Linked DNA regions of Homo sapiens: region 1 is linked to region 2. Evidence: read pairs that join two places in POLR2A ChIA-PET (ENCODE). Cell type or tissue: endothelial cell of umbilical vein. All regions are shown on one strand. Links, peaks and the distances in the headings refer to the core of each region. The heading gives the core; the rest is flanking DNA. Region 1 overlaps ZFYVE28 (zinc finger FYVE-type containing 28). Region 2 overlaps ZFYVE28 (zinc finger FYVE-type containing 28).

What was found. ChIA-PET counts read pairs that join two places held together with the same protein. Peaks named below come from ENCODE experiments on the same cell type or tissue, not always from the same donor. Only the 100,000 strongest peaks of a DNase experiment are listed, where the experiment ranks them.
Region 1: POLR2A ChIA-PET joins it to region 2 with 6 read pairs; 4 of 35 experiments call an interaction of 5 or more read pairs at or near these places.

The regions. Positions count from the first base shown.
Region 1 is chr4:2,397,118-2,412,038 of GRCh38, forward strand. The region is part of intron 1 of ZFYVE28 (zinc finger FYVE-type containing 28); the gene reads right to left. Among named protein-coding and RNA genes, the nearest start is that of ZFYVE28, 14 kb to the right of the region's middle. RefSeq lists enhancers at 4,249-4,308, 4,429-5,100, 10,969-11,474, 11,553-11,612, 14,412-14,921. In endothelial cell of umbilical vein, for the core only: no CTCF peak of the experiment used is centred there; a DNase peak (open chromatin) is centred at 5,974.
Region 2 is chr4:2,307,998-2,322,918 of GRCh38, forward strand. It overlaps ZFYVE28 (zinc finger FYVE-type containing 28), which reads right to left. Exons shown (of 13, transcript NM_020972.3): 7 at 12,173-12,274. It also overlaps the pseudogene RN7SL589P. Among named protein-coding and RNA genes, the nearest start is that of MXD4, 53 kb to the left of the region's middle. RefSeq lists a silencer at 12,205-12,499 and an enhancer at 13,907-14,406. In endothelial cell of umbilical vein, for the core only: no CTCF peak of the experiment used is centred there; no DNase peak of the experiment used is centred there.

The DNA.
Region 1 (14,921 bases), core at 2,260-10,259, 87 kb after region 2:
TAAACATAACACAAAATCGACCTTTTAACCTTTTATGAGTGTACAACTCAGCGGCATTAAATGTTATTGCTGGGCTGGGCACAGTGGCTCACGCCTATAATCCTAGCACTTTGGGAGGCCAAGGTGGGTGGATCACCTGAGGTCAGGTCAGGAGTTCAAGACCAGCCTGGCCAACATGGTGAAACCCCATCTCTACTAAAAATACAAAAAATTAGCCTTACGTGGCGGCACGTGCCTGTAATCTCAGCTACTCAGGAGGCTGAGGCAGGAGAATCGCTTGAACCCAGGAGGTGGAGCTTGCAGTGAGCTGAGAGTGCACCACTGCACTCCAGCCTGGGGGCCAGACTCGGTCTCAAAAAAAAAAAAAAAAAAAAAATTTATTCACATTGCTGTGCAACCATCACCACCATCCCTTCTCCACAACTTTCTCACCTTCCCAAACTCTGTCCCCATTAAACACTCACGCCCGCTCCCCTCCCCTGGCCCCCACCAGACTACTTTCCATATCTATGAACATCATGCCTCTAGGGACCTCACGTCGGTGGAATCAGACAATATTAGTCCTTTTGTGATTTAGTCTTTTTCAGCAGAGTGTCCTCACGGGTCATCCATGCCGTAGTATGTGTCGGAATGTCCTTCCTTTTTAAGGCTGAATAATATTCCACCGCATGAACACACCACATCTTGTTTATTTATTCACCCACTGATGGACATGTGGCTATTCGGAATGACATTGCTGCAAACACACATGTGCTCCTGGAGACACTTTGGAGGCCACGCCTACAGGATGTGCGGAAGGATGTGCAGTGAGAAACTAGGAGGAGAGCTGAGGCGGGTTTCCAGGTGTGAGGCCCAGGCACCCATAGAAACAGAGATGGAGGAGAATGGAGGGGGCGGGGTGGGGGCAGGTGAGATGGGAGGGGGGGTCCTGGCAGACGTCCACATGGAGACAATAAGGAGGCAGCTGTCCCAACAAGTGCAGCGTCAGGGCAGAGGTCCCGGCTGGAGATACAAGTGTGAGGCACCAAGGGCAAGGGACCTAGAGCTGGTGCCAGTGGATGGCCTGGCTCCACAGGAGGCCGCATGGGTGGGGAAGGCCAGTGCCCGTGCCAGGGTGCAGGGCACCGACACGGGAGGCCATTGGTGACCCGATGGGTGGTCATGGTGGGCTGCTTGGGGGAGCGACCAGAACACAAAGCAGTGGGCTTGCATGAGGGCACCCAGACAGCTTCTTCAAGGACTTCTGCTGAAAAGAGGGCCAGGAGCTACGGAGTGGCAGCTCGAGAGATGGCAGCCAAGCGGGGCTGCTACATGGTTGCTGCTTTAGAGACAGGAGAGGTCATGGCAGGTTTTCACCTATATGGGAGTCACAGACTGGGAGAGACCAGTACAAGAGAGGAGCACTGCAGGAAGCTCTTGAGAAGGAAAATAGGTGAGATCCAGCACAAGGTGTGGCGAGATCCAGGGCACAAGGTGGAGACCGAGATCCAGGGCACAAGAGTGGGGCAAGATCCAGCACACAAGGCGGGGGCGAGATCGAGGGTACGAGGAGGAGCGAGATCCAGGGCACAATGGGGGGTCGAGATCCAGGGCACAAGCGGGGGCAAGATCGAGGGCACAAGGGGGGTATGAGATCCAGTGCACAAGGTCAGTGGCAGGGGCAAGATCCAGGGCACAAGTGTGGAGCTGAGATCCAGGGCACAAGCGGGGGCAAGATCGAGGGCACAAGGGGGGTATGAGATCCAGTGCACAAGGTCAGTGGCAGGGGCAAGATCCAGGGCACAAGTGTGGAGCTGAGATCCAGGGCACAAGCGGGGGCAAGATCGAGGGCACAAGGGGGGTGTGAGATCCAGTGCACAAGGTCAGTGGCGAGATTGAGGGCACAAGGAGGGGCGAGATCTAGGGCACAAGGTGGGGTGAGATCCAGGGCACAAGCGTGGAGGTGAGATCCAGGGCACAAGCGTGAAGGTGAGATCCAGGGCACAAGCTGGGGCAAGATGGAGGGCACAAGCTGGGTGGTGAGATCCAGGGCACAAGGTGGGGTGAGATCGAGGGCACAAGGGTGGAGGTGAGATCCAGTGCACAGAGTGGGGTGATAACCAGTGCACAATGTGGGGGGTTGAGATCCAGCCCTGCATTGGGGGGTGCAGCAGGGGTGTGGCTAACTACAAAGCTGCACCAACAGCCTGTCCGTCTGTCCAGTCCTGTGTGTTCACGCCTCTCCTCCTGTCCAAAGGTGAAATCTCTGCCCCTCTTTGCGGAGCTGGGCTGGCCCGTGACTTGCCTAGACTGTGAGAATGCCAGCATTCCCCTACCACGCCCCTGACCGTGCTGCCCCCAACCATGTCCCCAAGCCAGCTATACCCTCGCAAGAAAGCACCCAGGAAGGCCGGGGCCTCTGACATCTGGTTTTCTGCCAAGTCCCAAGCTCAAAGCCTGGCACATCATACATACCCAGTTCATGTTTGTTGAATGAATACGTGACTGTTTTAACTCCGTGCCCGTTTTGAGAGGGTCAGGGAGGGGATCACTGCCTCCTTCCGTTGCACCAGGTGGCCTACAGAGAAGCCGCCTGCCTCCCACCCAGCAAGTGGCGATACTCGGATCCCAAGTGCAGAGCAGAGCGGAAGAAACAGTGCAGGCCCCTGACTTGGAGCAGAGCTCGGAGCAGGGCCCGGGACACCATCTGGACCCAAACGCTGCCGGACGTGAGCCGTACCAGTCACGTGGGCCACATGGGGTTGCATGCCCTGTCACCCACGTCAAAGCTTCCTCAGCACAAGGTGGAGGAACAGGGCAGGGCGCCCACCGTGGCCACTAAGAGGCACCACCACGTCCCTCCTCCTCAGACAGGGGAGCCCGAGGAAGTGCCGGCACCACGCAGCACGCACAGGGCGGGGACAGCCCCACGGCCGCTTCAGATGCTGCCTCTCCACATGGAGGGTCCTTCCCCGGAGCTCCTCAGGGCGGGCACAGAACCCTGACCCTCCACAGAGCTCCAGTGGCATCGAGAGCCTGCAATCTGCCTCGGGGAGCCACAGGTCAGGAGGAACACATTTTTTTACTTGACCGCACTTAATTCATCTACATGAAAGGTCTTGGGGTTACCCACTTTTATACATAGCTGGTCTGGTCCGTCGCAGAATGTGTGGAAGTACTAAGTGCCATCAATGACGCCCATCAAGTTACTGTGTCATGACACGCACACACATTTCATCAAGTGACGCCCTTAAGTTAACTCTGTGACAGCACACGCACAACACTGACCTCCTCACACATTACCAGTCTCGGCCCCTAAAATACAGGCATCTGTCCCACCGCAATTCGACAGTAGCCCAGGTCCCGAGCCACCCCAGGAGTGAGTGTCATGAGGCCCCCAGACATCCCGGTTTGCCTGGGTATATTAGTCAGGGCTCTCTAGAGGGAGAACTAATAGGATACATATATATAAAGGGGAGTTCATTAAGTATTAACTCACACAATCACAAGGTCCCACAATAAGCTGTCTGCAAGCTGAGAAGCAAGGAGAGCCGAGTCCCAAACAGAAGAACCTGGAGGCCGATGTTCCAGGGCAGGAAGCATCCAGCACAGGAGAAAGCTGTAGGCTGGGAGGCTAGGCCGGTCTCGCCCTTTCACGTTCTTCTGCCTGCTTTACATTCCAGCCGTGCTGGCAGCTGATTAGTTTATGCCCACCAGATTAAGGGTGGGCCTGCCTTTCCCAGCCCACTAACTCAAATGTTAACATCCTTTGGCAGCACGCACACAGACACACCCAGGATCAATACTTTGTATCCTCCAATCCAATCAGGTTGGCAGTATTAACCATCACACAGGGTGAAAAATTCTAGACCAACAGGATTCAGCTATTGACTGTGGTTGACTTATACTCTCTTTGTCCACAAGGACTGGAGGTGGCAGACGTCACACACACCCTGAGAATGTCCCCAGGTGAGCACAGTGGGGGATGGAAACTGGTACCTAGGGAGGAAGGCTGGGCAGGTGGGCCGTCACGAGCCTCTCCCCAGTTCCCAGGGGAAACATTTGCTCCATGGAACTAAGGGGGGCCCCGAAGGGGATGGCCAGTGGAGGCACTGACACTGCAGGGCCCTGCCACCTTGCAGTGGTCACAGCTCACACGCAACGACACATGGCCCAAGGGGGAGGTGCCGATTCATCCTGTGCAGAGCCACCCCAGGGGTGCCCCAGTTACAGGGGCAGGGAAGCACTGCCACCTCCATCTCACACAGGCGGCTGGGGCTAGGGCAGGAGTCCCGGTGCCCACATCCCACCCTCACAGCCTGTGCAGTAGGTGGCCCAGGGCCCGGGTCGCAGGGACACACCCTCCCGGCCGGGCAGCACTCAGAAGCTGTCCTAACCACAGGGTGCTTTCACTCTGACACCAGACGGTGCTACCTGCCCCACCCCAGGCCCTCCCCCTCCTCCTTCTGGCTCTGTGAGTTCTGAGCCAAGGAAGAGAGTGTCTACAGAGAGGTTTTTCAGAGGATAAAACTGCCTTTTCCATGGGCCTGCCTTTTTGGTCAGAGTTGCCAGGAGCCAAAAGGAGTGCCTCCTTGCGGTCCCCTCGCCGCCCCGCACCGCAGTCCACCCCAAGAACCTCTATGACCCCCGGGGCTCAGGTGCAGAGCAGAGGCCACAGTTCCACAGGAGCCTCTTCATCCATCAGCAGCAAAACCCTCGGGGGTCCCAGTGGTAGCGGGGGTCCCGGCCCAAGACCTGGGCTGCGTCCTCTCCTCGAGCCTCTCATGAGAAAGACCTTTCAAACAAAACCAGTTCACTTGGCCCTCCCAGCGCTCCCTGAAGCCCCGTGTGCGTGGTGGTGGCCAGCCTGAGGGATTTGGGTCGGGCAGCTCACGACGACCCTGAGGCTTTGTCATGCTGCAGTCTCTGCTGTCAAGAGACACAGAGGAAGAAATCCCGGTCCTGCCGGCTGTGGAGGGACAGTGGTAGCAGCTTTTAAAATCCTCTCCCTGGCGCTGGAGGAGGGACTTGCTCAGCTGGGTCCCCAGTGAGCATGGAGCTCTGCTGCCACCGCTCCCCTCATGGCACCAGGCACCGCACAGACAGCGCTGCAGCTGGGAGCTCGTTTCAACCTGGAGACAGCCCTGCTGGGTGGGCGGGGCCCCTCCTCCCCAACTCCTCCCAAGGTCAGCTGCTCCAGGGCTTGGATCAGTAAGTCGGCCAGGCAAGCCGGCACCGCCCCCGCCATCAGACACCATCTCCCGCCCCGCCCGCTGCAGGAGCAGAAGGTGCTGGAAGGCCATGTCCTGCAGCCTCTGCTTGGCTATGGTCCCCAGAAGTCCTGATGGGTCAGCAAGAGCTGTATTAAGCAGAGCAGGCAACAGCGGCAAAAACTAGCAGAACATCCTCAAGCCAGGACTGCATGTGAGGAAGACAGCGCCAGCATCACTGTTTCATAGTCGGATCCACAAAGCCCGGGGAAGTGGCCGGCAGAAGACAACACGGAAGCCACACAGCAGAGAGCGGGCAGGGAACGCGGTAGACAGTCGCACAACAACACTCACACAGATGCCAAGAAAAAGGCTTAGAAGGGAATATTAAAAACCGTAGCAGCTGTACCAGACTAATAAGCTTAGGTGCGTTTGTGCTCTATTTACCCACCCACATCTAATGATACACCAGTGCTGGAATTTAAGCTCACTCTGCTCTCAGTCAGCCTCTCACTGCATGAAAACCAGGGCAGCACTGACCCATCCCTGCAGGGCCAAGCCTGCCCCCTCCACCAAGGCCCCTCCTCCTAGCTCAGGACCCGGTCAGCTAACACCAGCATGGTCTTCACAGGACGTGCCTACCACCCATCCAGCACCCTCAGAAACAGGATCCCCATTTGGGAGTCTCCATGAGGCTGGCGTGCCATTATCCGTGTTTGAGGAAAGTCAAAGTGCAATGCTGACCTCTCTGACAATGCAGGGCACACAGAACAATACAGGTCCTTTCCCCGTGGCCGCCTGATGACCCCTCTGGGCTGTGGCCCAAGCCTGTGTGGCCCCAGCTGCCTTCTCCTCAGCTACCAGGGCTGCCCTGAGCCCCAGCTCCTCACAGATGCCCCCACACTTCCAGGGCTACAGCCCAGGAGGGGAAAAAGCCTGTACCCCAGCGTCGGGTCTGCAGAGGGATCTGAGATGGGCAAAGGACTAGTGGGACCTTGTCACTGCCACTCAAGTGGGGGCGTGGGAAGCAGTGCGTGGAACCTTCCATTGAGAGAAAGATGCAGTCACACACACGAGTGTCAACACGCAATATGAGCCTTCCAGAATTCTCGGAGCACGGCCCTGGCCATCCCTGGATCGTGGCGGGAGGACATAGCGCACTTCTGAAGACCTCCCCAGGCCTGTGGTTTCGAGGGGTTTGACTTGATTTACAAGCACAGGAGAAGTGGGAGTCCTATCAGGGCACTCCGCTCACCAGGGCTGGGGCAGCTCAAAGCCATAGCACACAGCAGGGCCATAGATGCCCTCTCAGGCCCCTCTCAGCACTCACCGACCCCGCCTCCGATGACCCACTCTCTGTCAAGAACCACAGTGGAAGCCAGCTGCAGTGGCTCACGCCTGTAATCCCAGCACTTTGGGACGCCAAGGCAGGTGAATCACCTGAGGTCAGGAATTCGACACCAGCCTGGCCAACATGGTGAAACCCCGTCTCTACTAAAAATACAAAAAAAAATTAGCTGGGTGTGGTGGTGCACATCTGTGGTCCCAGCTACTCAGGAGGCTAAGGCAGGAGAATAGCTTGAAACCGAGAGGCAGAGGTTGCAGCGAGCAGATATTGCGCCATTGCACTCCAGCCTGGGTGACAAGAGCGAAACTCCATTTCGGAAAAAAAAAAAAAAAAAAAAGAATCACAATGGGGAAAGCAGTTGGCAGTTCCTCAAAGCTGAAGATGGGCCGGGCATGGTGGCTCACACCTGTAATCCCAGCACATTGGGAGGCTGAGACGGGCGGATCACGAGGTCAGGAGATCGAGACCATCCTGGCTAACACGGTGAAACCCTGTCTCTAATAAAAATACAAAAAAAATTATCCAGGCATGGTGGTGGGTGCCTGTAGTCCCAGCTACTCAGGAGGCTGAGGCAGGAGAATGGCATGAACCCGGGAGGCGGAGCCTGCAGTGAGCCAAGATCGCGCCACTGCAGGACGGAGCGAGACTCCGCCTCAAAAAAAAAAAAAAAAAAACGCTGAAGATGGAGCTACACAGTAATTCCACCCAAGCACCTCCCCAAGAGAATCAAATTACAAAGACTCGAACACACACGCTCATGCCAGTGTCATTCATGACAGCCAAAAATGGAGACTACCCAAATGTCCATCAGCAGGTGAATGGAAAACAAAAAGTGGTCTGTCCACTAATGGAATATTATTCAGCCATAAAAATGAAATGCTAACACATGCTACAACATGGATGAAACTGGAAGAAGCCAGACACAAAAGGCCCCACAGCATATGACTCCTTTTATACGAAACGTCCAGAACAGGCAAATCCGCAGAGATGGAAAGCCAACTGGAGGTTCCAGGGGCCAGAGGCAGGGTGAGTGAAGAGTGACTACATAATAGAAACAGGGTGTTTATATGGGATGATGGAAAAGCTTTGAAATCAGAGAGAGCCAATGGCTGCACCACATTGCGAATACAGGAAATATCACTGATGGTTTGCTTTCAATGGTTACCTATATATTCACTGCATTTCACCCTCTCAGTCTCGCTCTTTTTTTTTTTTTTTTTTTTGAGAGAGGGTCTTGCTCTGTCACCCTTGCCCAGGCTGGAGTGCAGTGGCACAGTCGTAGTTCACTGCAGCTTCAAACTCCTGGGCTCAAGCAATCCGTCCCCCTTGGCCACCCAAAGTAGCTGGGATTATAGGCGTAGGCCACCATGCCCAGCCACACTTCAATCTCTTAAAAGATTAAAATATATATATAACAACAAAAATGAACCATAACTAACCTCATCCACAAGCCGAATTTGTCCCCAAAGGCATATCCTTGGATAGTTCCAAAGTGAGCCCCAGATACCCCCAGAGAGTGGCCCGGACAAAGCGGTGCTGGGCCTGGGGCCTTCAGGAGAGAAGCCATGTGTCTTCCCCATACTCCAAGCGGCACCGCGAAGGGAAGATGGGGTGCACCGCCACCTGCTTTTCCATTCTCTCCCCACAGTGAGCTTTGAGGCAGGCCTTACCACCCACAGTCCTTGGCCTTTTCAGAAGTGTCTGGAGCACACCAATTGGACCAAATTTGAGAAGACCAATGGGACTTCCTTGGATTTCAGACGCTGTGGGAGGCTGCAGATCGACTGTGCTGATGGTCGACTGATGGGTGCGCTGAGCAGACTTACAGTTTCCCATCATTCCCTGCAGTGCCCCGCTCCCACTGCAGGCAGCCACATGGCCGAGCTGTAACCTTGAGCAGGCCCAGGCTCTGAGATCTGCAGGCCAGGAAGCCTTCCCTAGGTCAGAGGGAAGGGGCCGGGGCACAGGAGAGTGGCCCCCGTGCCCATTGTCTCTGAGACCTCACGTCCCTTGGAGTGGTCAGGAAGGAGCCAGGTGAGGCCGACAGCCAGCACTCCTGTCACTGTCCCTCGGGTTCTCTTGGTTCTTTCAACAGTTTCAAAATGCCCACTGGCTGGGCGCAGTGGCTCACGCCTATAATCCCAGCACTTTGGGAGGCCAAGGCAGGGGGATCATCTGAGGTCAGGAGTTCGAGACCACCCTGGCCAACATGGTGAAACCCCCATCTCTACTAAAAATATAAAAATTAGCTGGGCATGGTGGCAGGCGCCTGTAATCCCAGCTACTCGGGAGGCTGAGGCAGGAGGATCACTTGAATTTGGGAGGCGGAGGTTGCAGTGAGCCAAGATTGCGCTGCTATACTCCAGCCTGGGCCACAGAATGGATTCTGTCTCAAAAAAAAAAAAAAAAAAGAAAGAAAGAAAGGAAAGAAAATTAGCCGGGCATGGTGGCACATGCCTGTAATCCCAGCACTTTGGGAGGCCGAGGCAGGTGAATCACTTGAGGTCAGGAATTCAAGACCAGCCTGGCCAACATGATGAAACCCCATCTCTGTCAAAAATACAAAAATTAGCTGGGTGTGGTGGTGCACACCTGTAATCCCAGCTACTCGAGAGGCTGAGGCAGGAGAATCACTTGAACCCAGGAGGCAGAGGTAGCAGTGAGCCAAGATCGTGCCACTATACTCCAGCCTGGGCCACAGAACAAGACTCTGTCTCAAAAAAAAACAAAACAAAACACTGAGAAGGGGCTGCCCGAGAGCTCCTGTGACTGAGACCAGGATTAAAGAGGTGGGGCAGCCAGGCCTGGGAGCCGATGGTGTGCAGCAGGAAGCCATCCCCTCCCTGTGGGGAAACATGCTGTCACTCTGCTTTGAGCGCCGTGCTTACCTGATACAGGGAGAAAGAACCTCACCTCCTTGCTTTTGGTAAACGCCTGGTTCACCTTTTCTGCCCCTTTCTTTTCAGCCTTTCTGCGGAAGCTGTCTCGTGGACATCTCTCGTCAACAGCACAAGGTTGGATTGTTCAACGCACAGGTGCACTCTCAGTCTCTGTCTGGGAGGTGGATTTGCTCCACTCCCTGTGATGCCTGACTTACGTGCAATTATTTCTACAGCTTTAGTTTTTGCTTTTTGTTTGTTGTGCTTTTGCTTTGCTGCCCTCTTCTCATCCTTTCCTGCTTTGATTGGATTATTTCCTTTATTCTCTTTCTCCCTCCCCTGGTTTAGGAGTTATCCCTTCTTCTGGGACTGTTATCCTAGTGCCTACCCTGTGGTAATTCACACACTTAGCTCATGGTCTCAAATCCAGCCTTATTGCAAACCATCAAAGACCTCAGTGCCAGCTCTGATTGCTGTCCAGGCATTGCTGTCCAGAATTTCCACTCCCCCTTGCCAGGAGCACGGATGCTCACGCTCCCCAAGGTGACTGCTGCTCCCATCTACCCACTCCCTCCCCGACTCCTGGGCCCCACCATTGCACCTTGCCTCCCACTCCTTCCTTCTGACTTTGATTTTCCTCTTGGAGTACATTTTCCAGTACTTCTTCAGCAATGATTTGGGGGCGGTTACTTTTTTGTCTTCGTCTAAAACTGTCTTCCATTTTGCTCTCCTCCACGAACGACAGCTTAGCTAAGCCCAGAACTCTACTCTGACTTTGCTCCCTGTGGCCCTAGAAAGATTTCGCTCCACAGTCCTCCAGGCCTCCAGTATTCAGCCAGTCCAGCAGAGGCCCCTGTGAGGTTGCAGCCTGTCCCCTTAGGCCCCTCAGATGCTGCGTTCTGAGCATCTGAGGGGCCTGCTGTGCCACTGATTCCCATCTGGGGTGTGGGCTTATGAACCTGATGATTCAACTCGGGAAGATTCTCAGCCGTGAGCAGAAAACAGCCTCCTCTCTCCCCCTGTTTTCGCTCCTGAAGTCCCAGGAGTTACATCTGGAACCTTCTCATCCCTCTGTGCCTCAGAAGCTCCCACAATTGCACAGGCTGGAGTGTAGTGGCACGATCTCGGCTCACTGCAACCTCTGCCTCCCAGATTCAAGTGATTCTCCTGCCTCAGCCTCCCGAGTAGCTGGGATTACAGACGCACCACCACGCCCAGCTAATTTTGTATTTTTAGTAGAAACAGGGTTTCACCATGTTGGCCAGGCTGGTCTTGACCTCCTGACCTCGTGATCCACCTGCCTCGGCTTCGCAAAGTGCTGGGATTACAGGCGTGAGCCACTGTGCCTGGCCTGCCTTGTGGTTTCTATCCTCAGTCTCTTGGCTTGGTTTGACCTTACGCATGCCAGGGAGTGTGCTCACGGAGAACCCCTTTCTCCTCTGTCTTGTAACTTTCTACTATGAACTCCACTTCAGAGGTGTGGCAGGAGGGCTCCTCCAGAACACCATGTACCTCACTCGGCCAGGCTGCCCAGGTGACCCTGTGCTGAAGTGGCCTATGGGGCTTTCCTGGCCCCCTGGCCTCCAGGCCTCAAGGCCACAGATTCCTGTCTGACCCTTGCTCCAACCTGCCCTCACTGGACAGCAATGCTTCACCCAGTCCTGGACCAACACATCTCCCCTAACCCCACCATGCCCTGGGCCTCCCTGTGAGTGCTCCCAAGAACATCCTACCAAGCCAGCATTTCCCTGCATCCCCACACCTGCCCTTTGAGATGTGACTCTGCTACTCCCCGCACCGAGAAGTGGAGGTGACAGCCCCCCCCATTTAATGGGGGCTGGCCCTATGGACACTGTGGAGGTGATGCCATGTGACTTCCAGGCTGGGCCTCAGGATCACCTTGCCACTCTGCTCCACTGCCCTGAGACTCAGCATCGGGGAGAAAGCCTGGAGGGGGCCTGCCTGACAGCTGCACCAGCCGGGGTGGACCAAAGGCCGCAGATGGTTCAGCTGGCTGACCCTTCCCAACTGAAGCTCCGCCCAGTTGGGCCCCGCCCAGGTAAGCCCCATCTAGATGAAGCCCCACCCAGGTAAGCCCACCTAGATGATGGCGCCCCATCCAGATAGAGTCCCGCCCAGATGAGTACCACCCAGGTAAGCCTGCCTAGATGATGAAGCCCCGCCCAGATGCCACCCCGCCCAGATGCAGCCCTATCCAGATGGCCCCACACTGTGAGTCCTGCCCATATAAGCCCCACCTAGATGAAGCCACGCCCAGGTGAGCCCCGCCCCACGGGCTGATCCACCCAATCCTGACGTGGGGCAGCAGTGATGGTTTGAAGCTCTCAGTTCCCGGCGGTTTCTAAGTGGACCTTCCCATGCACTCAGCTTTAGGTTTTAGTTTCCTCTTATTTCTGGCACTAGGGGTTACACCTTCTCTCTTGCCAGCTCAGTACTTTTAAAAATGTTTTTGTGATTTTATCCAACATGCCTGGGCATCTCGCAGTGGGGAGGTCTGCCTTTACGCGGTCTGTGACACAGCCCTGAACGCCCCTGGCCCCCCACCCTCACATTCCCCGTGGAGTTGCATGGCCATCAAACACACTGTCCAAACCCCTACTTCTGCACCCCCATCTCCACCCTCCACCTCGCAGCTCCTCTCCTGAGCTCCCCATCCCCAAACAGCACCTCTCCCCCAGCCAGGTCCCACCCCCACCAGGCCCAGATCCATCTACTTTCTCCATCCAGAGTCGCCTGCTGCCATCCTCTCGCTGGAATCCCCGCCACCCACCAGTCCCAGCTTCCAATCTCGTCTCTCCCACAGCAGGCCTGGAAGGACCCCGCAAACAGCAGTGCTGACCCCATCATGCCCCCACCTTCCTTGCCTGTGACCCATCCCCAGGCGACCTCCCAACCCCATCTGCAGCGACCCCACCTTGTCCCCTGTGCTCCAAGTGCACCCAGCCTTTCAGGCTCCGCGACCCACACCCCCTTGCCACTCACATCTCAGCAGCCCCCTCGCCCCCACTCCGCTGGCTGCTCGCTGTCCCTCCGATCCCTGGCTCAGGCAAGGCCCACATGGCCTGACAGCCTTGGAGATTCCCACTGAGCAGCCCATGCCGGCGCTGTGAGAAGGCTGAGTCCAGTACACCCACGGTGGGGTGGGGGGGCTGACCCCTGCGGGCAGCTCTGTGGGAGGAGGTCGGTTTGAGAAATTTGTCAGAACTACCCAACCACGATCAATCCCAGACACAGAACTCCTTCACGCTGTCTTCTGGAAGCCCCAGGACAAGGGCCCTGCCAGCAGCACAGGGTGGGAGGAGAGGCTGGGCTGGGACTTGAGGATCCATCTTCAGAGACCAGGAAGATGCCCCCGCCAGGTGGCCACAGTCAGCGGGCCAGGCTGGCAGGGTGCTTTCCAAAGCCCCCAAGTCAGCTGCCTACGCAGAAAGCCAAACTCAGGAACCATGGCTCTGGGCCTATTTTCCTATTTTTTTTTATTCAGGGGCAAAACACCTTTTCCCTTGATTATCTGTTAACCTCAAAAAGTGGTACAATTCCTTTTTTTAAATTGAGGTGAAATCCACACAACATACAATCAACCATCTTAGAGGGTACAATACAATGGCATTTACTGCGTTCACAATGCTGCCCAACCACCACCTCTTGCTGCGTCAAAACCTTTTCATCACCCCAAAAGGAAACCCCATGCCCTTTAAATCATCACTCCCCATTTCCACTTCCACTCTCCAACCCCTGGCAACCGCCGATCTGCTTTCTGTCTCAATGGATTTGCCTCTTCTGGACATTTCATAGAAATGGAATCATACAAGACGCAGCCCTTTGTGACTGGCTTCTTTTGATTATCATCCTGTATTCCAGGCTCATGGCGATGGCTTGTATCAGAACATCCTCCCTTTCTTTTTTTTTTTTTTTTTTCATTTTTTTAACTTTATTTATTTATTTATTTTTATTTTTTTGAGATAGAGTCTCGCTCTGTTGCCCAGGCTGGAGTGCAGTGGCACCATCTCGGCTCACTGCAAGCTCCGCCTCCCAGGTTCACGCCATTCTCCTGCCTCAGCCTCCTGAGTAGCTGGGACTACAGGCGCCCGCCACCACACCCGGCTAATTTTCTGTATTTTTAGTAGAGACGGGGTTTCACCGTGTTAGCCAGGATGGTCTCAATCTCCTGACCTCGTGATCCGCCTGCCTCGACCTCCCAAAGTGCTGGGATTACAGGTGTGAGCCACCACGCCCTTTCTAATGCTAATGTCATGCCATGGTGTGGAGGGACCACATGTATCTGTTCTTCCTTCCATGGACGTTTGGGTTGTTTCCCCCTTTTGGCTGTTATGTATAAAGCTGCTATGAACATGAGTGTACAATTCTTAAATGTATCTGACATTTAAGTAGTTGATTCTGCTTTTAGGTGTTTTTTGTAATCATGATATCCCTAAAAATAATTGGAAACATTCTCAAAAACTGAAATCCAAAGAAAAAAACATTGCCCTAAGGACACTATCCTAAATTGGGTGTGCTAGCCCAGTCTCCCCAGGAAGCCGGTGTAAAATACCACCTTTCTGGTGGGGGAGAGCCAAGCGCAGCACAGCTGGAGCAAAACCCACCCGTGGCAGAGACTTAGAGAGCCAGCCATGCAGTTTGGACCCATGTTCCTTGTCCATGGAGGGGCCCCCCCACTTGATGTGTCCCCTACACCCCCTGCCTCCCTCCAGCAGGAAAACAATGAGAAATGGAAGAGCTTCAAAATGCTTACTGTAAGAAGGAAAAAATCATTCCATTCATCCTATCCAACTATTCTACATTAATTACCATAACATAAAATGTTCTATTCTACTTGTGCTTAATCTATTCAGATCAGTCAAAAAATATCCATTCACTTTTGTCTTCCTCCTTCAAACACTTGACTTGCCCATCAATATCTAAGTTTTTTTTGCAATCCAACTGAAAAAAGACAAAAGTAATCGTTTCACCAAATGGGACTCATGTAAAATCCGATGACAGTCCAGTGCCTTCCTGCAGGAAAGGAGACTTTGCCTGACGCATACGGGTGCCAGCTCTGGGGTCCCGCGGACAGGAGTGTAAATCCCAGCCCTGCTTCCTCCTGGCTGTAGAGGTTCGAGCAAGGTGACTTGTCTTGAGACCCCATTTGTAAAACAGGGTGCATCAGCATAGTTTAAACGTTCACAAATGACCCTCACACCTCAGTGCCTTAACGGATAGAAGCTCATCCCCTCACATCACAGTGCAGCACAAGTGCACCCCAGCCCCTTCCCCGCTGCCACCCGAGCCCTGGAGTCCTCTCCTAGGTCCTGGGCATCCAGACAACAAATGGGGGGCACAGGCCATGGGAGGACAGCATGAGAGGTTTGGGGGCCAGTCCGACATGGTGAACCCCATTGCTGCCCACACCGGCTGCAGTCAGCCCTGGTCCTGACAACCATAGAGGAGGCAGGTGCTCACGTGGTGAGTGAGCACATGGCAGCA
Region 2 (14,921 bases), core at 3,931-11,930:
CTATATATGCATTGGTCTGTTCTAGACTTTCTGTTCTATTGAATGGGTCTCAAGTCCATCCTTGTACCATATCTGTCAGGATTACTATAGCTTTACAATAGAAGATGTCTCCAATTTTCTTCTTCTTCTTCTTCTTCTAAGAAATGGGGTCTTGTTCTGTCACCCAGGCTGGAGTTCAGTGATGTAAACACAGCTCACCGTAGCCTCGACCTCCTGGGCTCAAGAGCTCCTCCCACCTCAGCCTCCCAAAGTGTTGGGATTATAGGCATAAGCCACTGTGCCTGGCCTTTGTTCTTTTTTTATGAAGTACACACAGCAGAAAAGCATACATATGTTCACCTGGAGACACACACAGGGGTAGTCACAGCAGCACTATTTGTGGAAACTACCCAAAGCCCATTGAGAGTAGAACAGACAACGTTCTGCTGCTGCTTGGCTATTCCAGGCCCCTTGCATCTCCACATGCATTTTAGTATTAGTTTATCAATTTCTACAAGGAAGGAAGGAAGGGAGGGAGGGAGGGAGGGGAGGGGAGGGGGAGGAGAGAATGCAGAAAGAAAGAGAAAGGAAAGAAGGAAAGCAAGAAAGGAAGGAAGGAGAGACAGAGAGAGAGAAAGAAAGAAAGAAGACAGAAAGAAAGAAAGAAAGAAAGAAAGAAAGAAAGAAAGAAAGAAAGAAAGAGAAAGAAAGAAAAGAAAAGAAAAGAAAAAAGAAAAGAAAAGAAAGAAAAAAGAAAAGAAAGGAAGGAAGGAAAGAAAAGAGAGAAAGAGGGAGGGAGGAAGGAAGGAAGCTAGCTAGCTTCTGGGATTTTGATTGAGACTGCATTGAACTCATAGATTAATTTGAGACCAACTGATATCTTCATAACATCAGGGGTTCCTCTCTCTGAATGGAATTGCTGTCCAGGGCTTTAAAAATTTATGGTAATAACATTTTATAACTTTCAATGGAGGTCTTGGACATCGTTAATTTGATTTATGCTTACGTATTTGATATTTACTGGCACTACCATAGGTGGTATTTGCTATGGTTTAGGGGTGGTTTGTCCCCATCAAAACTCAGGTTGAAATTTAGTTCCCAATGTGGTGGTGTTTAGAGGTGGTGTCTTTAAGAGGTGATTAGGTCATTAAGGAGATTAATGCATTTCTCATGAGACCAAATTAGTTACCACAAGAGTGGGTTGTCATGAAGTGAGGTTGCCTCTTGTGTTTGGCCTCTTTGCACACGCCCCCTTCCCCTCCTGCTTCTCTGCCACGTTATGACAGAGCACGAGGTCCGCACAAGAAATTAACCAGATGCAGCCACTTGATCTTGGACCTCCCAACCTCCAGAATCATGAGCTAAACGAACCTCCTTGCTTTATAAATTACTGAGTCTTAGGTATTCTGTGATAGCAACACAAAATTGACTAAGACAGTATTTTGATTTCATTTCGCATTTATTTATTGCTGGCATACAGAAAGACCACTTATTTTTGTATATTGATGTTTCACCTAGTGACCTTGCTAAATCTACTTATTATTTCTAATAGTTTGAAGATGCTCCTGAGTTTCCTAGGTACTTGATCACGTTATCTACATAAAATGGCAGTTTTAGTCCTTCATTTCCAATGCTGTGTAACTTCCTAATTTTCCTTCTATTTTTGCCTTATTGCACTTGCTGGGCCAGAAAACAATGTTAAATGGAGATAGTGAATAGTAGACATCTTCTTCCCAATCTCAGGGAAGTGTGCTGCAGTACACACACAACAGACAACACACACACAGAGATACGCACGGACGAAATCTGTTTCTATATCTATCTGTGACCAGGTTAAGGAAATTCCCTCCTATTCCTAGTTTGCTAAGAGATGCTTTTCTTGTTCTGTTTTGTTTATTGCTAAGAGATGTTTTCACCATAAAATTGGTGTGAAATTTTTTCAAATGCTTTTCTTGAATCTTTCAAAATTATATGATTTTTCTTCCAATTTTTAAAATTAATGTGGCAAAACATCAATTTGATTTCCATATGTTAAGCCAGTCTTGCATATCTGGAATACATTTCTTTTTTTTTTAATTTTGAGATAATGTCTTGCGCTGTCACCCAGGCTGGAGTGCAGTGGCCTGATCACAGCTCACTGCAGCCTCTGCCTCCCTGGCTCAAGCAGTCATCCCATCTCAGCCTCCCAAGTAGCTGTCAGTACAGATGTGTACCACCATGCTCAACTAATTTGTAAATTTTTTGTAGAGATCAGGTCTTACTATATTGCCCAGGTTGGTCCCAAACTCCTGGGCTCAAGCGATCCTCCTGCCTCAGCCTTCCAAAGTCCTGGGATTACAAGTGTGAGCCACTGTGCCCAGATATATTTCTCTTGGTCATGATATATCTTATTTATATATGGTTGATTTTCATTTGTCTGTATCTTTTTAAGGGTATTTGCATCTATGTTCATGAGAGATTGGTGTAGTTTTTGTTTCTTGTAATATCTTGGTCAGGTTTAAATGTCTAGATTATACTCTTATTGAAAAACAAAAAAAAGAGTTAGGGCTGGGTATGGTGGCTCATGCCTGTAATCACAGCATTTTGGGAGGCCAAGGCAGTCAGATTGCTTGAGCCCAGGAGTTTGAGACCAGCTGGGGCAACACAGTAAAACCCTGTCTCTACAAAAAATACAAAAATTAGTTGGGCATGGTGGTGCATGCCTGTGGTCTCAGCTACTCAGGAGGCTGAGGTGGGAGGATCGCTTGAGCCTGGGAGGCAGAGATTGCAGTGAGTCTAGATTGTGCCACCACACTCCAGCCTGCATGACAAAGTGAGAGTTTGTTCAATAATTATAAAAAAAGTTAGAAAATGTCTTTTTTTCTATTCCCTGAAAGAATTTATATAAGATTTGTGTTATTTCTTCTTTAAATGTTTAGAAGAATACATAAGGAAAGCCATCTGTGTCTGATGTTTTCTCTGTGGGAAGGTTTTAAAATAATGAATTCAACTTCTTTAATAGATATTGGATTAAAAGGTTTTCTATTTCTTCTTCTGTTAGCTTTGATTAATTGCTTTTTTGAGGAATTTGTCCAATGCAAATTGTCAAATTTAGTGATATAAAGTTGTTTATAATATCCTCATATCATTTTAATATCTGTAAGGTCTGTGGTGATGTCTCCTTTCCATCTATATTATTAGTAATTTATGTTTTATCTTTTTTCTCTTGAACTAGTCCAGCTTGGAATTTATCAATTTTATTAATCTTTTAAAATAACTAACTTTTGGGGCCTGGCATGATGGCTCACGCTTATAATCCCAGCACTTTGGGAGGCCAAGGTGGGCAGATCACAAGGTCAGGAGTTCGAGACCAGCCTGGCCAACACAGTGAAACCCTGTCTTTACTAAAAGTACAAAAAAATTAGCTGGGTGTGGTGGCAGGCATCTGTAATTCCAGCTACTTGGGAGGCTGAGGCAGAAGAATTGTTTAAACCTGGGAGGCAGAGGCTGCAGTGAGCCGAGATCGCACCACTGTACTCCAGCCTGGGTGACAGAGCTAGACTCTGCCTCAAACAAACAAAAAACCTAACTTTTGGGTTTGTCTTTCCCCTACTATACATTTGTTTTGCATTTCATTGACATCTGTTCTTATTTTTATTATTTCTTTTCTCCTGCTTTCTTGAGGTATGATAAACTTATTATTTCCTAGCTTCTTTAGACAAAATTTTATATAATTGAATTTCATCCTTTATTCTGTTCTAATTTATAGCATTTAGTGCTATAAATTTCCTTCAAAACACTGCTTAGGCCTCATCTTAATTTTCCTTTTTGTTTTTTTAGAAATGAGGTCTTACTCTGTTGCTCAGACTGGAATACAGTGACAGGATCATAGCTCACTGCACCCTCAAACTCCTGGGTTCAAGCAATCCTCCTACCTCAGCCTCCCAAGTAGCTGGGACTATAGGCGTGTGCCATGATGCCCAACTAAGTTTTTTATTGTTGTTTTAATATGTTAAAGAAAATTAAAGGGGGCAAATTAGATAAGAGGATGAAGAATTTAAACAGATAATTGGAATCAATACAAAAAGAAACAGCCAAGTGTGGTGGCTCACACCTGTAGTCCTAGCTACTCAGGAGGCTGAGGTGGGAGAATTGCCTCACTCAGGCTGGTCTCGAACTCCTGGGCTCAAGTGATCCTCCCACCTCAGCCTCCCAAAATGCTGAGATTACAGGAATGAGCCATTGGGCCTGGCCACATGGATATATCATATCTCTATTATCATGTAGTTAAAACTATTTTTAAATTTTGGCCAGGCACAGTGGCTCATGCCCAACAGTTTGGAAGGCCAAGGCAGGCAGATGGCTCGAGCACAGGAGTTCAAAACCAGCCTGGGCAACATAGTGTGATCCCATCTATATTACAAAAGAAAAAAAAAGAAAAATTTCCATTGACTTCTGCAATGAACAAGGAATTATTTAGAAGTGTTTTGGGGCCGGGCGCGGTGGCTCACGCCTGTAATCATAGCACTTTGGGAGGCCGAGGCAGGTGGATCACGAGGTCAGGAGATTGAGACCATCCCGGCTAACATGGTGAAACCCCGTCACTACTAAAAATACAAAAAATTAGCCGGGTGTGGTGGCGGGCGCCTGTAGTCCCAGCTACTCGGGAGGCTGAGGCAGGAGAATGGCATGAACCCAGGAGGCGGAGCTTGCAGTGAGCGAGATCGCGCCACTGCGCTCCAGCCTGGGCGACAGAGCGAGACTCTGCCTCAAAAAAAAAAAAAAAAAAAAAAAAAGAAGTGTTTTGGGCCAGGTACAGTGGCTCACACCTATAATCCCGGCACTTTGGGAGGCCAAGGCGGGCAGATCACTTGAGACCAGGAGTTCGAGACCAGCCTGGCCAACATGGTGAAACCCCGTTTCTACTAAAGATACAAAAATTAGCCAGGCATGGAGGCGCATGCCTATGGTTCTAGCTACTCAGGAGGCTGAGGCACGAGAATCGCTTGAACTCAGGAAGCGGAGGTTGCAGTGAGCCAAGATCATGCGAACTGCACTCCAGCCTGGGTGACAGAGTAAGACTCTGTCTCAAATAAATAAATAAATAGAAGTGTTTTGCCTAATTTATCATGTAATTGGGGATTTTTCCAGGTTTTTCCAGGTTTTTTTTTTTTTTTGATACCTGGCTCACTAAAGTCAGAGTACATATTATGAATACTTTCTGTCTTTGAGGTTCACTGTGGGTTTCTTTACGGTCTGTCATATAATCAATTCTGATAAATGGTCCACATGCTTTTTTTTTTAATTAATTAATTTATTTATTTAGATAGGGTCTGGCTGTGTGGTGCAGGCTGGAGTGCAGTGGGATGACCTTAGCTCATTGCAACTTCTGCCTCCTGGGCTCAAGCCATCCTCCTACCTCAGCCTCCCAAGTAGCTGGGACCACAGATATGTGCCACCACACCCATTTTTTTACATTTTTTGTAGAGACAGTGTTTCGTCATGTTGCCTGGGCTGGTCTCAAACTCCTGGGCTCAAACAATCCATCCACCTGGGCCTCCCAAAGTGCTGGGACTACAGGTATGAACCACTGCACTCAGCCTCCACATACTTTTAAGAAGAACATAAGGGTGGGCCCGGTGGCTCATGTGTGTAATCCCAGCACTTCGGGAGGCCGAGGTGAGTGGATCATTTGAGGTCAGGAGTTCAGGACCAGCCTGGCCAAAATGGTGAAACCCAGTCTGTACTGAAAATACAAAAATTAGCCAGGCAGTAGTGGCACGTGCCTGTAATCAGGAGAATTGCTTGAGCCTGGGTTGCAATTCAGAGGTTGCAATGAGCCGAGATCGCACCACTGCACTCCAGCCTGGGCGACAGAGTGAGACTCTGTCTCAAAAAAAAAAAAAAAAAAAGAACGTGAATTCTGGCAATTGTTGGATGTAACTTACACATGTAAGTCAGGTCAAGTTTATTAGTTTTGTTATTGAGATTTCTTACATTCTCAAGGGTTTTCCTGTTAGTTCCATCAGTTATAGAGAGGTAAATTAAAGTATCCTGCTGGTTTTGGATTTGTCTATTCCACCTTATATTTCTGTTATTTGCTTTACATAAGTTTTACAGCTATGTTATTCAGCCCATATATACAGATTTGGGATTGTGACATCTTCCTACTGAATTGCCTGTTTATCAGCATGAAATATTTCTCTTTATCTGTAGTAATCTTTCTTGCCTTAAAGTTTACTTTGATAAATATAACTACAACAACTTTCTTTGGGTGGTGTCTGCATGGTTTATGTTGTCTATTTACTCTCAACCTTGTTCACGTACTTGTGTCAGGACTGGGTCTCTCGTCAGCCAAGTACAGCTGTTGTTGCTGCTGTTTCAACCCAGACTGGTAATCTTGGTTTTACACTTAGAATATTTAGTCCATTTGTATTTAATGTAATCACTGATGTGGTTGGGTTTGTATCTTTCATCTTACTATTTTTTTCTATTTGGTCCATTTGTTGTATCTTCTCTTTCTCTGCTCTTACCTTATTTTGGATGTTTTTCCTTCTATGAATTTGCTAGTTATTCATCTTTATTATTTTAGTGTTATCCTAATATTGTAATAGTGATCCTTGACTGATCACATTCTAATATAAATAATTTATTCAATCACATTTCCAGTACAACTTTAAAATTCCATTTACCCCTTTCTGTCTTTTCTGCTACTTGTATATCATGAATTTTAGTACTATGTACAATTTAAACTCCACAGACACTATAATTATTTTGTACAGTTAATATTCACTTATGTTAACCCACATCATGTTCTTCAGTCTCTCTTGCATTACTTTTTTTAAGACAGGGCCTCACTGTCATCCAAGCTGGAGTGCAGTGGCACAATCATAGCTCACTGCAACCTCAAACTCCTGGGCTCAAATGATCCTCCCACCTTAGCCTCCTGAGTAAGATGGAACTACAGGCATGCCACCATGCCCAGCTAATTTTTCTTTTTTTTAACTAGAGAGCCTCACTATGTTGTCCAGGCTGGTCTCAAACTCCTGAGGTCAAGGAATCCTCCTGCCTTGGCCTCCCAAAGTGCTGGGATTACAGGCAGGAGCCACCGCACCTGGCCTCTCTAGCATTTCTACATTTCCATCTGATACAATTTTTTTTTCTGAAGAACTCCAATTAATTGTTTTATGTGCAGGTTGCTGATAACAAATTCCTTCAGTTCTATGTTTTGGAATAATTCATGAAGGCAAAATATCACCTTCATTTTTGAAGGATATTATTGCTGGTTATAAAATGCTGGTTGTCAGCTATTTTCCTTCAGCAGTTTTTTTTGTTTTGTTTTCTTTTTGAAACAGAGTCTCACTCTGTTGCCCAGGCTAGAAAGCGGTGGCGTGATCTCTGCTCACTGCAACTTCCGCCTCCCAGGTTCAAGTGATTCTCGTGTCTCAGCTGGGATTACAGGCGCCCGCCACCACGCCTGGCTGATTTTTGAATTTTTAGTAGAGACGAGGTTTCACCATGTCGGCCAGGCTGGTCTCCAACTCCTGGCTCAAGTGATCCTCCCGCTTCAGCCTCCCAAAGTGCTGGGATCACAGGCGGGAGCCACTGTGCCCAACCTCCTTCGGCAGTTTAAATATACGTTATTTCACTGCTTGTCAGCTTCCATTGTTTCTGTTCATTTGTTGAGAAGACAGCTATCCATCTTATGTTCGTTTCAAAGTAGTATGTCCTTTTTCTCTTGCTGCTTGTCAAATTTTTTGTCTTTGTTTTTGGCAATTTCACTATGATATACCCAGGTATGCTGGTTGGTTTTTTGTTTGTAGTTTTCTTGCTGAATCTGTGGCTAGAGATTTTTGTCTTTTGGAATTTGGGGAAATGTTTAGCCATGACTTCTTTGAATATTACTTCTGCCCCTTCTCTCTTTTCTCTCTTTCTGGGATTCCAATTATGTTTTTTAGGCCTTTTGAGTTTGTTACACGTGTCTCTTATGCTCTATTCTGGTTTTCTATTGTTGTTTCTTGTTGTTTTTCCCCTCTTTTTTCCTGCCCGAGCTTCAGTTTGGGTCTCTTCTATTAAGCTATCCTCAAGCTGACTACTTCTGTGTTCTGCTGGGTCCGATCTGCTATTAAACCCATCTACTGCGTCCTTATTGTCAAATTGTGAATTTTCTTAGCTTTAGAATGTCATTTTTTTCTTCCTTCCTTCCTTTCCTTTTTTTCCTTCCCCTTTCTTTCTTTCTTTAGAGATGGAGTCTTGCTATGTTGTCCTGGCTGGAGTGCAGTGGCTATCACACTGCACTGTAATGGTGCAATCCCACTACTGATCAGCATGGGAGTTTTGACCTACTCCATTTCTGACCTGGGCAGGTTCACCACTCCTTAAGCAACCTGGTGGTTCCCTGCTACAGGAGGTCACCATATTGATGCCAAAGTTTAGTGCAGACACCTGATCAGCATAGCACACTAGGATTTAGAACTCCTGGGCTCAAGTGACCCTCCGGCCTCAGCCTCCTGAGCAGCTGGGACTACAGGTGCATGCCACCACACTTGGTTGTGTCTCTCTGTATAGATTCCAATTCTCTGTTAAATTCTCTATCCTCTTATCTAATTTGCCCCCTTCTATTTTCTTTAACATGTTAATCAGCACTGTGTTCACATTCTTGGGAGTAGTTATCTGGATCATCAGAACTCTGCATCCACTTTCTGGCTCTTCTCTCAACTATCAGATATATTTTCTTGTCTCTCTTTTTTTTTTTGAGATGGAGTCTCGCTCTGTAGCCCAGGCTGGAGTGGAGTGGTGCAATCTCGGCTCACTGCAACCTCTGCCTCCCAGGTTTAGGCAATTCTCCTGCCTCAGCCTCCCAAATAGCTGGGACTACAGGTGCGCACCACCATGCCTGGCTGATTTTTTATATTTTTAGTAGAGATGGGGTTTCACTGTGTTAGCCAGGATGGTCTCGATCTCCTGACCTTGTGGTCCACCCACCTTGGCCTCCTAAAGTGCTGGGATTACAGTATTTTCTTGTTTCTTTAACTTTTTTTTTTTTTTTTTGAGACAGAGTCTCACTCTGTCACCCAGGCTGGAGTACAGTGGCACGATCTTGGTTCACTGCAACCTCCACCTCCTGGGTTCAAGCGATTCTCTGGTCTCAGCCTCCCAAGTAGCTGGGATTACAGGAATGCACCACCATGTCTGGCTAATTTTTGTATTCTTGTAGAGATGGGGTTTTGCCATGTTGGCTGGGCTGGTCTCAAACTCCTGACCTCAGGTGATCCGCCCACCTTGGCCTCCCAAAGTGCTGGGATTACAGGAGTGAGCCACTGTGCCCGGCCAACATTTTAAGCAATTTTGGATTATATGACAGACATTGGATATAAAAGAATCATAAAGGTTACAGATGACACCTTTTCCACCAGAGGGGACTACCCCTTTCTCTGTTAGGCTGACCGCATGAGGTCCATTGTTGCATTCCCTTCGGACACGGAGTAGGTTGAGGTTTGGCTGCGCTTAGGCCTGGTTACTGCAGTTCTGAGCCTGCTGCACTCTCTGCCTTCTCAAACCCCAAAGTCTGCAGGAGACCGAGTTCTGTCCTTCCAAGTTCCAGCTCAGCCTCCAGCCACATGCAACTTCAAAATCTGGCAAACGTCTCTAGCAGTGTGCTCACGGCATGCTTTTTGTTTGATTGTTTTTTTTTTGAGACAGAGTCTTGCTCTGTCGCCCAGGCTGGAATTTAGTGGCGCAATCTCAGCTCACTGCAAATTCCGCCTCCCAGATTCAAATGATTCTCCTGATTCAGCCTCCCAAATAGCTGGGATTACAGGCGTCCGCCACCACGCCCAGCTAATTTTTATATTTTTAGTAGAGACAGGGTTTCACCATGTTGGCCAGGCTGGTCTCAAACTCCTGACCTCAGGTGATCCATCCGCCTGGGCCTCCCAAGGTGCCTGGATTACAGGCATGAGCCACCGCGCCGGCCTCAAGGCATGCTTTTGTTCCTAAGCACCTGGAAACTGCAGGAAGCCTGTTGTCAGGGGGCTTTCTGCCTGGATTTCCTGCTTCCCCAGGACTGGCAGGCGTGCTGCTTGAATGCCCCCAAGCTGCCAGCCTGTTTCACCAGCCCTTGATTAGATGTTCTTTCCCCAGCAGAGCTTCTCTGCCTGGGAAGCCTGGGCCCTGGACAAGCCTGGAATCATCAAATCTTCCCTGGGGAAGAACAGCCAAGTAGACTGCAGCTCACCTCCAAAGGCTCCCTTCCCCAGGCTCTTAGTTCACCCAGTCCTTACTTCCACAGTTCAGGTACCTTTAAAAGCAGGATCTTTTGGCTGGTCGCAGTGGCTCACGCCTGTAATCCCAGCACTTTGGGAGGCCGAGGCGGGCGGATCACCTGAGGTCAGGAGTTCAAGACCAGCCTGACCAGCATGGTGAAACCCCGTCTCTACTAAAAATATAAAAATTAGCCGGGCATGGTGGCGTACACCCGTAATCCCAGCTACTCAGGAGGCTGAGGCAGGAGAATCTCTTGAACTTGGAGGCGGAGACTGCAGTGAGCTGAGATCACACCACTACACGTGGACAGTAACGGATAAGTCCTCAAACCCTGACGCTGGAGGAGATGCAGGCTCATCTGTGGATTCTCACTGTTTTCCCTGGGTGGGCGGGGGGCACAAGCAGCAGTTCCATCGGGGCGGCAGGGCCAGCCTGTGGGTGCACACCTGGGTCCCCGCTGCCTTACCCATGGGTGAGGTTCCCACATCAGGGCCCCTGGGTGGGCAGCAGAGGCACGTTCCACCCACACAGCTTTCTGCAAGGTGAGGTGACTCATACCTGTAATCCCAACCCTTTGGAAGACCGAGGCCGGAGGAAAGCTTAAGCCTAGGAGTTCAAGACCAGCCTGGGCCACATGGCGAGACCCCATCTTTACAAGAAAATTGTTTTTAATTAGCTGGGCATGGTGGTCCACCTGTAATCCTAGCATTAATCCCTCGACAGCATTCTGCCTCCAGCCCGTTCAGCTTCATCCTCCTCTCCATCACCCATGCAGGCCAAGGGCAGATATGCTCCCAGGACGTCCACTCCACTCCTGTGTGGCCGGTGCCCCCTTCCAGCCCCACACCGCCCAGGAGGCTCCTTCTCCAGCCACGGCCCGGCACCTGCGCCACCTTTCCTGTAAGACCCCCATATGTGGGGCAGGGGGTGCATGTGCCTTCCTGGTGTAGGTGGCATCTGTCTCCTCTCCTCACTGTGGTCTCCTCCACGTCACCCAAGGAAGGATGAGACTGCAACCTCCAGGTCCAGGGCTCACATCCCCCCAAGCAGGAGGAAAGCAGCGACAGCCATCTCCCAGATGAAACATGGACTGAACCAAGCACCCCTGCCCCTGAACCCACTGACGCCAAGGACCACCTGCCAAGGCCCCAAGAGCTCACAACCCCATCTGCAAGGGTGACGAGGACCCCATAGCCCACGGGGTCACTTTTCACTGTCTGGACTCACAGCACCTCTGGCCCTCATGGGGCAGAGTTCTAGGCTTCTGGGTCCCCGAAGGAAACCTGGTTGCAGTGATCAGGGGCCGTGGTAGGAAATACCAAGCTGTCCCAGGCCACAGAGCCAGGGTGGCACATGGAGGACATGTGCCATGGGCTTCACGTGGCCCCCGTCCCTCCAGGAAGCCACGGCTGGGCTCTGTCGGCTCAGGCCACCCAGCAAAGCCCTTGGCCCATATGAAGGAAAGGCGTCGTGTTTTAAAAGGGGGTCTCCCATGTGGACACAGACGTAAACCAGTAACTAAAGACAAAGGGCACAGGTGGAGCACCAAGACTCCAACAGAAGCAAGCGCTTTGGGGACGGTGGGGACGGTGGGGATGGTGGGGATGGTGGGGACGGTGGGGACGGTGGGGATGGTGGGGACAATGGGAATGGTGGGGACAGCAGGACACTTAGCTGTTGCTGTACCATGTCAGGAAGTGTGAGGTTCACTCCCCCAGCTCAGCCCAAGAGAGCGCCCACCCCATGCGATGCCCAGGCAGGGGCAAAAGCCAGGACTCTGTGACCCCCATGGGTCGTTTGTGACCCCTCCCTAGGGAATATTAACCAGCCCATCCTTCCTCACAGAGAGGAGGAGGACCTGGAGGCGGCGGCTAAACATGACTTCAGCGCCCACCTGTGGCCCTCCTGTCCCCCTCCCCTCCCCCACCTCCTCTAGCTCCATCCCCACCTTATTTTCCGCAGCAACGTGTGGAAGGGCCGGAACAGCTCGGACATGTCTTCCACCTTGCGGTCCAAGTTCAGAGGTCCGTCCGCATAGACCACGAGGCCACTGCATTTGAGACACAAAAGCCAGGATGTCAGGCCCTGTGGCCCCCTGGGTGCCGCGGACGGCCCAACTTAACCACCTGCGAAAACCACGCCCGCTGGGACTCTGCAGCGCCACTGTCCCAGCACGGCCGCCGCCTCATGCTTTGCCTTGTGTGATTGCATTGTAAATAAGTTTAGAAAAAAGCAGTGAGAATTATTACCCAGACTTCATCCTCTTTTGCAGTTGATTAGCTTGTGTTCATTGGAGGGGTCATAAAGTAATCAGAAAAGTGTATCTGCACACATCAGTGCTGCAATCAGATAAATTAGCCTCAAGGTTTGTTACCAAAATCTACCTTCTTGCAAGTAATAAAAACTGGATTTGTGGTTAAATTTATCTGCAGAGCTTTATGAGAACTGGACCTGGAACCATCTTCTCCAAAAGCAAAACCAGCTGGAGGTGCGAGCTGAGGCCCGCACGGGTTCCCTTCCTGCAGCCTGGCCAACGCTCCACAAGCCACGAGACCAAAGCAGCCTCCCCTCATCCCCCACACAGGACCCACCTCCCTTGTGGTGCCCACCATGCCCCGAGAAGCTCCCCTCCCCAGGACTGGGGCCGCATGTGGCTGAGGCCGGCTTTCCTCACTGTCCCTCCCCCAGAGTCCGGCTCAAAGCCTGCTGAAGGACAAGCTTCCCAGATGCCACCTCCAGTGGCACCCACTCCTCTCCACGCACCGTCCAGCCCTGCCAAGCTCCGAGTGTGCCTTGATCATCCATGTCTCAGCCCGTCTCTCCTTGAGGGCACCCATCCCAGAGGACCTTCTCTGGGTGCCTCCTCCTGGGTCTCTTGGGACCAGACCATGTCTCAGGTGCCTGGGGAGCATCCACCCACGAATTCGTCCCCTGTCCCTCATCATATTCTTCCTCATCAGAGCACAGACAAGGGCCATGTGGGCCTGTCTGTGTAAATGGAGCACCACCGGCCTGTCTCTTTCAGCAGACGTGACACCAGGGTTAGGTCCAGCCAACACCGAGTCCCTGGGAGCACAGGGACAGTCTCCTTGTCTAACACACCCAGCTCAGTGAGAAAGGCTGATGAACAGAATTGAACAAAGGGAATGTTTTTCCCTAAAAATCGTTGGGTTTCATGTGCAAAAAGAAGATTTGAAAGTCACAGGAAAAGTATGTGCAGTGCTGCCTCCGGGGCCCCTGTGGAGTGGCCAGCTCAGCTGGGCAGGGGGCTGTGTCTTGACCACCTGTGGGTGAGGGGACAGCACAACCAGCCTTCCATTCTGCTTGGTCTCCTTTGTGGCTCTTACATGAGCTGCCTGTCCTGATTGAACGAACAGTATTCAGGGGACAATTACCCAAATAGAGCCTTAACTTTATGGGTGAATCAGGCAGTCTCAGGACAAAGGCAGAGTGAAACAGAGCAGGGAAGGGGGCAGCCCTGACTCCAGTGGCCAAGCCTCAGGGAAGCCATCCACAACCACAGTAGAGCTCCCTCCCCTGCTGAGCATAGGACTCAGTCCCGCAATGACCTGTGTACCCAACGTCTGCCCCTCTGGAAACCTCGCTCCTGCCTGTGCCGGGCAGCAGCGTGGCCGAGGGAGGACCCAGCTGCCCCCCAGGGCAGTCAGCAGGAGTGGGGGGACAAGGCCCACCCATGAGAGCTGCTGGCCCAGGACCTCAGAAAAGAACTCGTTCATCAGGAGGCTCAGACCCCAAGGCTGCTGCGCCACTTCCTCCTGGGAGCCTGCGGGGACCCAAGACCCCCTGGGCTGTGTCCCCACATCCAGCCGTGTGTTAGCTTTCGCGTGCTGGACGCAGGGCCGTGCACTCCACAGTGGCTGAGCCCTGCTGCTCAGCAGCTCTGCAGGTGCCCGAACGACAGAGAGAAGGCCCGTGGGACAGGAGATCAGGCCCAGGTGCTGAAGTAACGGGGTGTGGGGGCCAGAGGTGGGGAGCGGCCCCCGGGCGGCTGCCAGAGACTCAGCATTTGTCTCTGCACCTGGCCTGGCACTTGCAGGAATCCGGCTGAAGAGGCTCAGAATGAGGCCTGGGAATGAGCTATTGCCAGAAACGGTGGGTCCAATGCAGCCGCTGCCCATGGCTACAGCCCGACAGGCCACCCAGGCCTGCGTCCATGCTGCCATGAGCAGGGGTAAGCAGCACCCACTGGTGAGCCTGGCAGGCTGGATCCTGGGGTCTCGGTGTGGCCAGGGGTGTGGGGGCACTGTGAGGGGCTTGGCCCAGGTCCAGCTAAGGTGAGCAGGAGAGAGGACGCCCCGCACAGTGGAGAAAGCTGGGCCCTGCTGGAAGTGGGGGTGGCCAGTCTTCCCTTTTCTTTTTTCAAATAAATTCATATAACGAACAACTGTTTTAAAGGGTATGATTCTGAGGCATTTTCTGCATTCACGGTGCTGTGCACCCATCACCTCTCTAGTTTCAAAAGGTTTTTATCACCCCAGAAAACACCCTTTTAATAATCACCACTGACTTCCTCACCTCAGCCACTGGCAATCCCTCATCTGCTTTCTGTCTCTATGAATTGGCCTATTCTGGGTGTTTCATATAAATGGAATCACATAATACGTGACCTTTGTGACCGCTTTTCACTTTGCACCACGTTTTCAAGGCTCACCATGCTGTGGCACGTGGCGAATGTT